2 separate regions of the Homo sapiens genome follow, and region 2 is linked to region 1. A link is a contact called in ENCODE Hi-C or POLR2A ChIA-PET data. All regions are on one chromosome and are shown on one strand. Each heading gives the region's core, a stretch centred on a gene start or an enhancer-like site at or near the end of the contact. The rest is flanking DNA. Distances are from core to core; before and after follow the strand shown. Region 1 holds the start of RCN2 (reticulocalbin 2). Region 2 overlaps SCAPER (S-phase cyclin A associated protein in the ER).

Region 1 (5,408 bases), core at 2,035-4,534:
TACTATAACATATGATCTAAATATAATGTAAGCTCCATAAAAGTTTGGGTATGTTCTGTTCACTGATGTACATCAAATGCCTGGAAAGTTCCTGGCTCTGTAAGTATTTGTTGAATGAATTACCAACTGGCCAAAATAGCACTTTACTTTTAAAAAAAATGTTATCCAAAATCTTGCAGAAAACCTTTGCTAACTACCACAGATCTCTCAGGAAGCATAAATATTTTGATAGCTATTTATTTTAGTATGTATGAGAAAAAACAGTGTTTTTTATTTATGAAGGTGACATAAAGTCTTCCTTTAAAATAAATTTTATGTGAGTTGAATTAAAACTATAGTAAGAAAATAATAGATGGTTAAGTAGATATGGCCTAAATTCTGAAAAGGTATTCAAGTGACTGAGAATACTGCTTCAGTATATTACCTTTAAATATGTTGTTAAAACATCTGGAGTAAATTTTAACGAAGTTATGGGTAGCAATTTATGCCCTTCCTGCAACAGCTATCTGTCTTAACTTGGTACCTGAAGGCATGGGAAAGTTTCTAAAATTCAAATGTTCACTTTTCAATCAACTTTTAAAAAATCTATTTGGCTGGGCTCAGTGGCTCACGCCTGTAATCCCAGCACTTTGGGAGGCTGAGGCAGGCGGATCACCTAAGGTCAGGATTTCGAGACCAGCCTGGTCTCGGGTAAAACCCCGTCTCTACTAAAAATACAAAAATTAGCCGGGCATGGTGGCCAGTGCCTGTAATCCCAGCTACTTGGGAGGCTGAGACAGAAGAATCACTTGAACCTGGGTGGCAGAGGCTGTAGTGAGCCAAGATCACACTACTGCACGCCAACATGGGTGACAAGAGCGAGACTCTGCCTCAAAAAAAAAAACAAAAAACTATTCATAAAAATATTTACTAAACTACGTTAAAGGAAACAAAGGGAGGGACGAACACGAATATTTGTGAGGACAGCATGAGTATACCATTTATCAGGTTCCTCTGTACATGTTGCCTCTAATCTTCAAAACAATGCAATTATAATCATCACTATTATACAGGTGAGGAAACTGAGGTTCAGAAAAGTCCAAGCCTTCACAACTAGTAAATAGCAGAGTCCAGATTCAAACCTGTCTGGCTTCAAAGCCAACTCCTACTGAGTTTTGCTACCTCTTAACATCTGATTCCAGACCTGGCCCTCAAAGAGCAAATTGCCAAAATTATCTTAAGGGTCCTCAAGTAGAATGAAGGCTTTCGTAAGCACCATGAATCTTTCTTCTAGTTTATTTAAAGAGATCACCATGGCATAGAAGAAAACAGAATGGAACAGGGATCAGAAATGTGGGTTCACACTTCAGCTTTGCCATCAGGGGGTAGTTTACCATCTCAAGCTTTTCTTCTCATCTGTATAATGAATATTTGGACTAAAACTTTTCTAAGTTTAAACTTCTTAAAACCTTACTATTAAATATTTGAACATATCTAGGTCTTGACAGATAGGTACCACGCAGTCTTCCAAATCAACGTGTTGTGTTCTTTGATTACTCTAGTATAACCAAAGATTGACTTATTCTTAGATTGGATAATCAGAGACCAAAGGTCTTGTTATTATTGTCTAACTAAGTGGAAGAAAAAAGCCCTTAATCTTCCAGAGGGTTCCAATGTGAATATGTCATTGACAGCACATCTTAAATTTACCAGTTTTTAATTGTCTCCAGCAACTTAATTCCTTGATGGTGAACAGCATTTAAATGAGAGTTACAGAAAAACAGCTAACTTAAGAGTCACAATAACAACCTGAATTTTTCTGAGGACCCACTTGGAACGCTGACAGGGAACATCATTTGAATTGAACAATGGGGAGAGACAACTGCACAGCAATTTATTTAGAACATTCTTTTAATAGTCTGTGCATTTCATTTCTGACTAGAGAATTTACCTGAGAGCATCAGATTTTTTTTTTTAACTGAAGGATATTAAAACCTGAATTAAGAGCAGGATACCTGGATTCTAGTCCAGCTTTGCCACTTATTTGTAGAAGGCACTTATCCCTGTGCTTCATTTCTTCATCTCTACAAAGTGATGTGGACAAGATGATCCCAAGGCCCCTACCAGCTCTAACATTTTGGTATAATGTTATAATAAACGTAATTCACAGGCAACAGGTCTTTTTCTACTTGCTTAAAAAAAGAAGCAAATTCCTAAAATTTAAATGAAGCATATATCAAAAGAGCGATAAATCATTTACTGCCTTAAAGTTTTGGGGCATATTTCTCTAAAATAAATCATATTGTTGACACTAACAAAAGTCACGTGAGAAAGAGGGTGTCTCAAGGTGTGACTTCCACATAGAGTACAGGGTCAATGATGTTTATATATAACTGGAGAAAGCACCGAGTTTTACTTGGTTCTCAGTGTCTAAAGATTTGTAAGTATAAAGCCTATTCTCCATGTCCTTTTCTCCTTCTCACAGGACTTCCAACTTGGGACACTAGCAATCTATACATTCAGCAGACACCGCTGCTTAACATATTTGTGTTTGTCTCCATTGTTAGTCGTGTAGGGCAGTCCTTACTTTCAGTGAGAAAGCCATCTGAGTCCAAGTCGATTTTCTTTATGATCGCCTGCAGTCTTTTTTGCTGCTCTTCGTGGCCGAGTTTAACATATTCATCCACATCTTCCTTTAGGGGGAAGCGACACACAGGAGGGCCAAGCATTACTATCAGTGGGGCAAAATGGTGGAGAAAAACAGGGCTACTAGAAGACCCCCTTGCCAAAGGGTTTCGGGGTGACCCGCACCTGCACTTCAAGGCCCCTACCCCCTACACACCCTCCATGATCTGAGGGGTAGAAGGGATCCAGCTCTTGGGCCGTGCTATCTCCTCAGGCTTTCCAGGCCCCAGGACCCCCAGAGAGCGAGTGCCGCGCCGCCCGGCCCCCATTGTCAGGCCGCCCCTGCCAGGCCTCGCCCGGCCGCCCCCCTTTGTCCCGGGACAAAGCCCGCGGCAGCCGCGGTGCGAGGCCCGGCCCTCCCAGCACCGGCCTGGCCGCCTCACCTGGACGCCCAGCAGCGCCTCGCGGTCGTAGTCGCTGCGGCGCTCGCCCAGCGGGTAGTGCAGCTCCTCGGCCTTGCCGGCGCCGGCCGCGGCGGCGCACAGCAGCAGCAGCCCCAACGCCGCGGTCCTCGGGCCCAGCCGCATCGCGCCGGCCCGCGGAGGACACCGAGGGACGCGAGGAGGGAGGCTGGCGGGGGCCCGGGCCGGCTGCGATGCTCCGCGGGCGGCTACAGAGAGGCGGTGCGACGTACGTTGAGGGCGGAGGGAACGGGAGGCGGAACCTGCGGTGGCGGCCACAACGCCCATGGACGGGCTGGGGGCCGGTCCACCAATGCGGTGCGGAGGCGCGCCAGGAGGAGGCCTATATGGCCGGCGCGGAGTGGCGGGGCACCAGGCCGCGCCGCTGATTGGGCAGCGCGGCGCTGGGGGCGGGCCGCCGCGATGTCGGGGTCAGCGGCCGCCCAGAGAGCTCCAGGAGCCATGCTGGGACTGCAGAGAGGGTAGACCTCTACGACCCGCGCCTTGTCGTTCCCCCGAAACGCTTCTAAAAGCACGCCCCCACCCCACTCCTGCCCACTCCTGGTCCACTCCATGTGCCCCTCCTACCGTCCATCAATGAGAGAGGCTGGAGGTTTCTGAGACAACAATACAATATCGAAAAAATTATTGCCTGAGGAATCGGCCAACAGTATTCTTTCTCAGTCTTCAATGTATCTATTTTATGAGAGTAGGACGTACAAACTCAGGAAGTGCAGCCAGATGCTTGTATCTGATGCTCAATTTCGTGATTTACAAGTTAATGTGAACTTGCTCAAATTTCTTGACCCCTGAAAACTTGTTTGCTCATCTATAAAATGAGCATAGTAATAAGACTACCTTAAAGAATTGTCGTGAAGATTAAATAATGTAATGGGTTTAGAACAATAGCTGGCACATAAGGTGAAGTGTTCAGTGAAGGTAGGCTTTCATCCATACAAGTAGAAAAACGAAAGATGATTGCACAGAAGGAATAGCTTAGTAAGTACCTAGCAAAACCTTTAGGGACAGAATGCATATACACATGGCTTCTATTCCATGTCTATTCACAGGTTTATGTAATTTCTCCACCTCAACCTGAACACATTAAACTCTAAGAAATTTGTAGGCTGCACCTTGAACCCTTTTCTTTATTGATTGCGCCACTTAGGATCAGGCCTTTCACAGAGAAGAAAAGGCTTTCTGGGTCCTCTTTCATTTCTCTCAGTCTCTATTTGGATTGGGAGCAAGAATTCTGTTCCAAACTGCAAAACTGGGTGGGCACAAGTCGCAGAAATTTCCTGGGTCGGGTTGAAATTTATGGTTTGGTCACAAACCATTGAAAGATTCACAGAGCAAAGTGTAAGTTCAATCTTTCCAATGTTATAAAGATCAACGAAGAACAAAGTTTTAAATTTCAGAATATAAATAAAAGCAAATTTTAGAGTTGATTTCATTAAACTAAAAAGAAAACCCTTTATTGCTGGATTTTAATTTTCACTTCCATTCTCGGTTTTGAGGAAAAAAAGAGAAAAATGTCCCAATTTAATATAAGAAACTCTGCTTTGTACCTGTTGTTCTCCAATAAGTAAAAGGTAAACTTTGACCAGCTTCCGGCGTGACTCCAGTTATAAAAGGTAGGCTACAAGGTACTGTGGAAGTTCTTCTAAACTCAGGGGATCCACAGATGGGAGTTTTGGGGGCCAAGGGAACTTAATGATATCTAAAGAGACAGTGGAGTAAGCAGTATCAGAAGGCTGGGTTCTGTCTTCAGCCCCTAAACAGGCTGTTTTCGCTCCCTGGGTCTATTGCTTTCATCTGGAGGAAAAGGATTGTGTTATCTCAGTGGATCTTAATTTGAGATCTTTGGGTTCCTAAGTGGTCCCTGCATGGTTTTCAGTGGTGTGTTTATCCCAAAATCTTGGTGCATGTGTATATTTCCAGGGAGGAAGTCTATAGCTTTGCTTTTATCAGAGTTTCAAAGGATCCATGTGGCAGAAAAAGTTAAGAGTCCCTGAAGAAGGCTCTGAGCAACTTTTTGACTCTTAAAATCAACGATTTTATTGGGATTGTTTGGAAGCAGATTACAGTAAAGGCCTATGCTTAAAAGAGGCAAGACTGATCCAATGTCATTACTTGTAATTAATCCATTCTACTCGGGGAAAAATAAATATCTAAAATAAGTAGCCTGTTTAAAAAAATGTGTTATGAGAATCCAAAGATCAATTTTCTTGACCTATAAAAGCCCATAGCATATAGCAAAATTGGTTTTATTTATATTTTTATTGAGGTATAATTTACCTAAAGTACACAAATGTTAAGTATACAGTTCAATCATTTTTTTAG
Region 2 (5,408 bases), core at 932-3,431, 66 kb after region 1:
TTTAGGTTTTTTGGTTTTTTTTTTGAGACAAGGTCTCACTCTGTCACCCAGGCTGGAGTGCAATGATGCGATCATAGCTCACTGCAGCCTTGAGCTCCCAGGCTGAAGCAATTCTCCTGCCTCTGCCTCTCGAAGTGCTAGGATTGCAGGTGTAAGCCACCACACCTGGCTGTCTTTATCTTTTTCTAAGTAAAAGATGTCATCTGCAAACTAGGCTAATTAGACTTCTTCCTTTCCAATGTGGATGCCTTTTATGTTTTCATAACTGGAAGGGGAACCAACAGATTAGTAGTTTATTTCTTGTTCACTTAATAGTTCAGTGTAGGTATTCAGCATGTGACCTTTCACATTTTGATGGGACTAAATTTTTTTTTTTATCTTATGACTCTATCATTCTTTAGAGAGGTCTGCTAGATCCTATGCATCTGGCCAGTAAGTGGGGAATTGAGGGAGAGAACATAGCTGATGATGCAGGAGACTTAAAAAAAAGCAAACCCAGACCTGGACATAGCTTACCTCATTTTCCCCTATATTCTAGCATGCAGAACTTAGTCACATGGCCATCTGTCTGCAAGAAAGACTGGAAGGTGTTGTCTAGCTTTGTGACAGGAAAGAAAGCAAGTGGTTTTGATGCATATTGTAGTCTCTGTCATGGAGGCTGATACAGTATTAGTAATTTAGGTTTGAGATGATGATAGCTTGGACTAGGGTGATGGTAGTGGATTTACATTCTCCAGTTGTGTTTAGGAGATAGACTCGGTAAGACTTGATATATCATTTAGTGTATAGGCTAGTGAGCTATAACAGAGACTCCAGAACAGAGTAGCTCATACAAGAGAGAAGTTGTTTCCCCCTTATAATAGTTTAGCCATCCTTAGTTCATCTATGGTTTTACCTTTAGATGGTGTGAAATATTGGTAAAAACTGATAAAGTTATCGTAAATTACTGAACAGGATTCCAGCTTATCATTCTGTAATATTAGGAAAATTGTACTAGTTACATGGTTTCTCAGGTAAGCTGCATGACTAGTAATCTTGTCTTCATGCTACCCAAAGTATTAAGGGCGTTAGTAGTGGGAATTTAAGAGAAAGGTTCTTTTCTGAATTATTCAGAAAGCTGAAAAACATTGGAAAAAAGATACAAGAATTTCATTTTATGGGCAGATAGTGGTATGAATGGATTTTGAAGAACTTGTATAAAGTAGAAAGTTTTATGGAGACAGATACATAGACATTTAGTAAACAGTACTTGTAACCTTTTCAAGATTATGGGGAAAGTTGTTGAAATTATTTAGATATTTTAAACCTAAGAGAAAGAAGTTTCTTTGGGAGCAAGTCTCAGAAGTACCTAGCCTCTTTGGTAACTATTGTAAACACTTTCTTAGATTATGTACTGTAAGATTTGAACATAAAAACTTTCACTGAAGGCTGATCTTTATACTTTTAGTTGAAACATTAAGTATTTGAACAGGCCTCTGTAAAATCTCCATACAGCACTAGGTGGCACACTGTGACTTTGGATGAAAATACACATATTTTGTTGAAGACTCCTGTGAGAAAAGAACCTAGGTTAAAAAAAAATACTGTTTGAAATAGACATCTATTTTATGAAGTATCTCAGAACCATGTATTGCATTTCAAACCCTGATACTGATATTAAAATGCTTAAAACTATTTTATTTACATTACTACTGACATTTTTATAAGAACTGGACTACTAAAAATCATTAGAATTTATGGGTTTTTACTAAAAGGAATCCATTCAGCATGTATTACAAAAAGCATCTGTGCTTTAAAATGAAAAATGATTTTCAATCAGATCTTGTAGTAAGATGAGTAGTTATAATGTTTTTGCTTATCAAGTATTGGAATTAAGAATAAAATCAAAGTCTTGAGCTAGTGGTTTTTCTTTGAATGTGTGTCTGTGTATATGTACTAAATACAAAAGAGCTAACTTGGTAAAATTTATAGTGGAGCTGAAATGTTTATGGAAGTAAAGAATGTTAGATTTGAAGTTTTCTGGTCTAGTGTTACAACATTGCTATTTTGTGATTATCCATTTTAGTTCTTGGAAACTCATTATTTTGTGAAGACTCTTGACTTAGAATGTAATGTATGGCATAGTGAATTTTCTGACCTGATATACACACACACACGCACACACACACACACACTCAGTGTCTCTCTCTGTCTCACAGGATGTTCTGTGATTGTGTAAGGGAATTATCTGAAGTAGAGCTGAAAAGTAGGCCATCTATTTATACTTGTTCATTTGGCCTGGAAGCAATAGTGATACCCTTGGTTAGAACAATGCTAAATGATAGATGCCAGTGTAAGTTAGATAGAACTGACCAATACTTAATGGGAGATGTGCTTAAGCTAAAGGACGAAGTTTTCTGGTGTTACATTGATTGGAAAGTATGAGAATGAGTAGAGAAGTGACTTTTGCAAATCTACAGGACACTGAATGGGGTTTGGACAGTGATCATAGACAAATGAGTTTCAGTGAAAGACCTTAATGAGTCAGGTAAGTAGATGACACATGGATATTCAGGGTAAGGTCAGAGGAATGAAGGAATATGGGTACGGATGTTTACATTAAAGACGTAAAAAGTGACAAGTTCTGGAGAGGAAAATTTGGGTTAGACTCTCATCACAGAGAATTAGAGTAGAAGAATATAGTCTTTGTTTTTCTGGTAGTTGGATATTAGTTGGCGAGTTGATTCATTTTTGTACCGAAACCTGTTTCCTGTCACTCACAGATTTAGCACCTATTGTCATTCCCTCTTTCTTACCATAACACAATTTGTCTCTGTACTGGATCATCCCCATCAGTATGAAAGTATGATATACTATCACTCATCTTAAAAATCCATTCTGTTTATTTATTTCTTTGTTCTCCTTTATGACGAAACTCAAAGTATCTTAATACTCAGTATCCCCATTTTTCTCATCATTCTGTTTTGAACCGTTTTCAGTCAGGATTTTGACCCTACTATACCACTAAATAGGCAATAAGTTACCAATTTATTAGAGTTTATTATAAATTATTACTTTTATCACTTCCTGGACAATGCAAGGCTGTCAGTCTTATGGCTGTTGCTTTAAAGGTAATGAGTTGATTTTTCCCTCTCCTCTGTACTCAAGATTTTTCTCTTTGTTTCAGTTTATCATCAGTTTTTCTGTGATATGCTTAAGTGTGGTTTTCTTCGTATTTATCCTCTTTGGGGTTTGCAGAGCTTCTGGGAGAATTGGGCTTATATCTTTTTCTCAACTTTATTTTATACTGTCAAAGAGATTAATGGGATAGTTGGTGAAATGTAAATGCTGTAATTTAAATAATAATTCTGTATCAGTGATAATCTCCTGATTTTGTTAGTTATAGTATAGTGATATAGGATAGTATCCTTACATATATAAAATACATAGTGAAGTATTTACTGCCAAGGAGTATAACTGCAGATTGTTCTCAAATGCTTCAGGAAAAAAATGTGTGAGGGTATGTTTGATATTCTTTGTGTGAATTTATAACTTTTTAGTAATTTGAATTTATTTCAAAATGACAAGTAATATGTGTCTGTTTATCTCACAGTTGGCTTCTTACCATACAGCCACATTGTTTGTTTACATACTGACTATGGCTGCTTCACATAAAATGGCAAAATTGAGTAGTTGTTACAGAGGTCTTATGGCCTGCAAAGCCTAAAATAAAAAAAAAAAAATTATTATCTGGCCCTTTGTAGAAAATCTTTGCTGACCCTTGCTCTAGAGTGTACTATAGTGACTTTTTTTTCTTTCCCTGAAGTGATGCTACTCATTAATTTCCTTCATTTGAAAATAATGTATTGCTTTTTCTTCACATATTCCCCAAAAGAGTAAAAATTAACCAGTGGGTGGGGAGAATCCAAACTGGAAGGCAAATAGTAACATACTCCCAGGTGAAGATGAGAACTAATTACATGATTTTGGCAAACAGTACTTTGGATATTGTAAGGTTAAAGATAAGAACCATACGTAAATGCTGTAATGTAGTTAGTAAATGTGTTTCTCATAGGAGTATGGGTTAGCAACTTTGAAACTACTTTATGTGTATATTAGAATTGAACAGATAAGTAAATAAGTTGTAGATAATGAAAACTGGGGATCTTATGTTGGAGAAAGAAGTTTCAGACAAGCAAAGCGAAAGGCTAAAATGAGCCCCGTGGCTTAGGATTGAAATCAATCAGTATAAACTCACGGTTTTTAATATCTGTATAGAAATAGATCCAGGTGTGTATATTGTGTGTTAGGGTGCATTCATCTAGTTCCTATTATCTCATTCTGTGAGTTGACTGGGTGATTTTTGTGATGTGATGTTGGCTTGGGTACTGGCATGGCAGCAGTTTTCTAGGGGCTCAGCTGGGCTGGAATGTCCAAAATGGCTCACTCACACAGTGGGTAGAGGATGCTGTCCTCTGGGAATTCAGCTAGGGCCTGTCAACCAGAGTGCTGCCCATGTGTGGTCTCTCTACTTGTGGCTTGGGCTTCTCATGGCATGACAGCTGGATTTTAAGAGTGACTGCCCTAAGAGGGAGCATTCTAAGAGACTCAGGTGGAGGCTGCAAAGCTTCTGATGACCTAGTCTCAGAAGTTATGCAGTGTCCCTTCTGCCGCATTTTATTGGTCAGAAAGCAAGTTACAGAGGCATATTCACGGGGAGTGGATTACATGAGGGCATGAACACCAGCAGGTGTGGTTTTCTGGGGCCAAGGGAGGCATCTTTGAAGACTACCTACCATACTTGTTAATTCATATATTATTTTTTACTCTTACATGTTTGCTTCATTTACTTGGATTGTTAGCTCTTTGAGGACAAGCACAATACTTTATATATTTATATTTTTCTTTATATTCTCCTCAGTCTCTTACTTGATGCTTTTGCACATAGTAATTGCCTCGTTAAATGTATTGCGCTTTAGGATTCCAGGAATGCTAAAAGTCCAGGCTGGCAAGAACTATAGGAGGGCAGGGAGGCACCTACTAATTGGACTGGGATTTTGGGCTGGCCCAGTGGTGAACTTGTTTCACAAAGAGGCAGGTTTCCCACACAGATTTAAGGATTAGATAAGGAGGCTGCATCCTCGTGTTCACATGGGTGTTTTATGATCTCTTTCTTCTCATAGATACTTGGCTTATAAAAACAGACTATTTTGATATGACATTCATTAGTGGGGAGGCAATTTCCTTTATTTTACTGGACCTGGCTCCCAGCTGGCACAGGGTGTTGGTGGGGCTGAATCTTAGGCCCGTGTTCTTAGGCCAGGCAGGGCTAGAGCAAGCAAGAAATTACGTATGTTCTGTGCAATAGTTTGAGTTTTAAAAATTGCAATTTAAATTTACCTGTTAACAGCAATTATTATTTGAATCCT

Evidence for each region. A loop is a pair of places that touch in the nucleus more often than their neighbours do. ChIA-PET counts read pairs that join two places held with the same protein, here RNA polymerase II (POLR2A). Pooled maps may share reads with other maps.
Region 2: a pooled map shows a loop between it and region 1 (4-fold over the local background). The contact joins the enhancer-like site here to the promoter of RCN2 in region 1. A Hi-C loop is called at or near these places in 5 of 50 pooled maps. POLR2A ChIA-PET finds 5 or more read pairs at or near these places in 4 of 52 experiments (A549, A673, HEK293T and 1 more).

What each region holds. Positions count from the first base shown.
Region 1 is chr15:76,929,625-76,935,032 of GRCh38, reverse strand. RCN2 (reticulocalbin 2) reads right to left here and starts at 3,284. Exons shown (of 7, transcript NM_002902.3): 1 at 3,048-3,284; 2 at 2,567-2,672. The coding sequence starts at 3,191. RefSeq lists a silencer at 2,842-3,591.
Region 2 is chr15:76,863,009-76,868,416 of GRCh38, reverse strand. All of the region lies in intron 2 of SCAPER (S-phase cyclin A associated protein in the ER), which reads left to right. Among named protein-coding and RNA genes, the nearest start is that of SCAPER, 40 kb to the left of the region's middle. Within about 2 kb of position 2,181, at least 2 of the 41 ENCODE cell types and tissues checked have a DNase peak (open chromatin) inside an H3K27ac peak, as active enhancers do.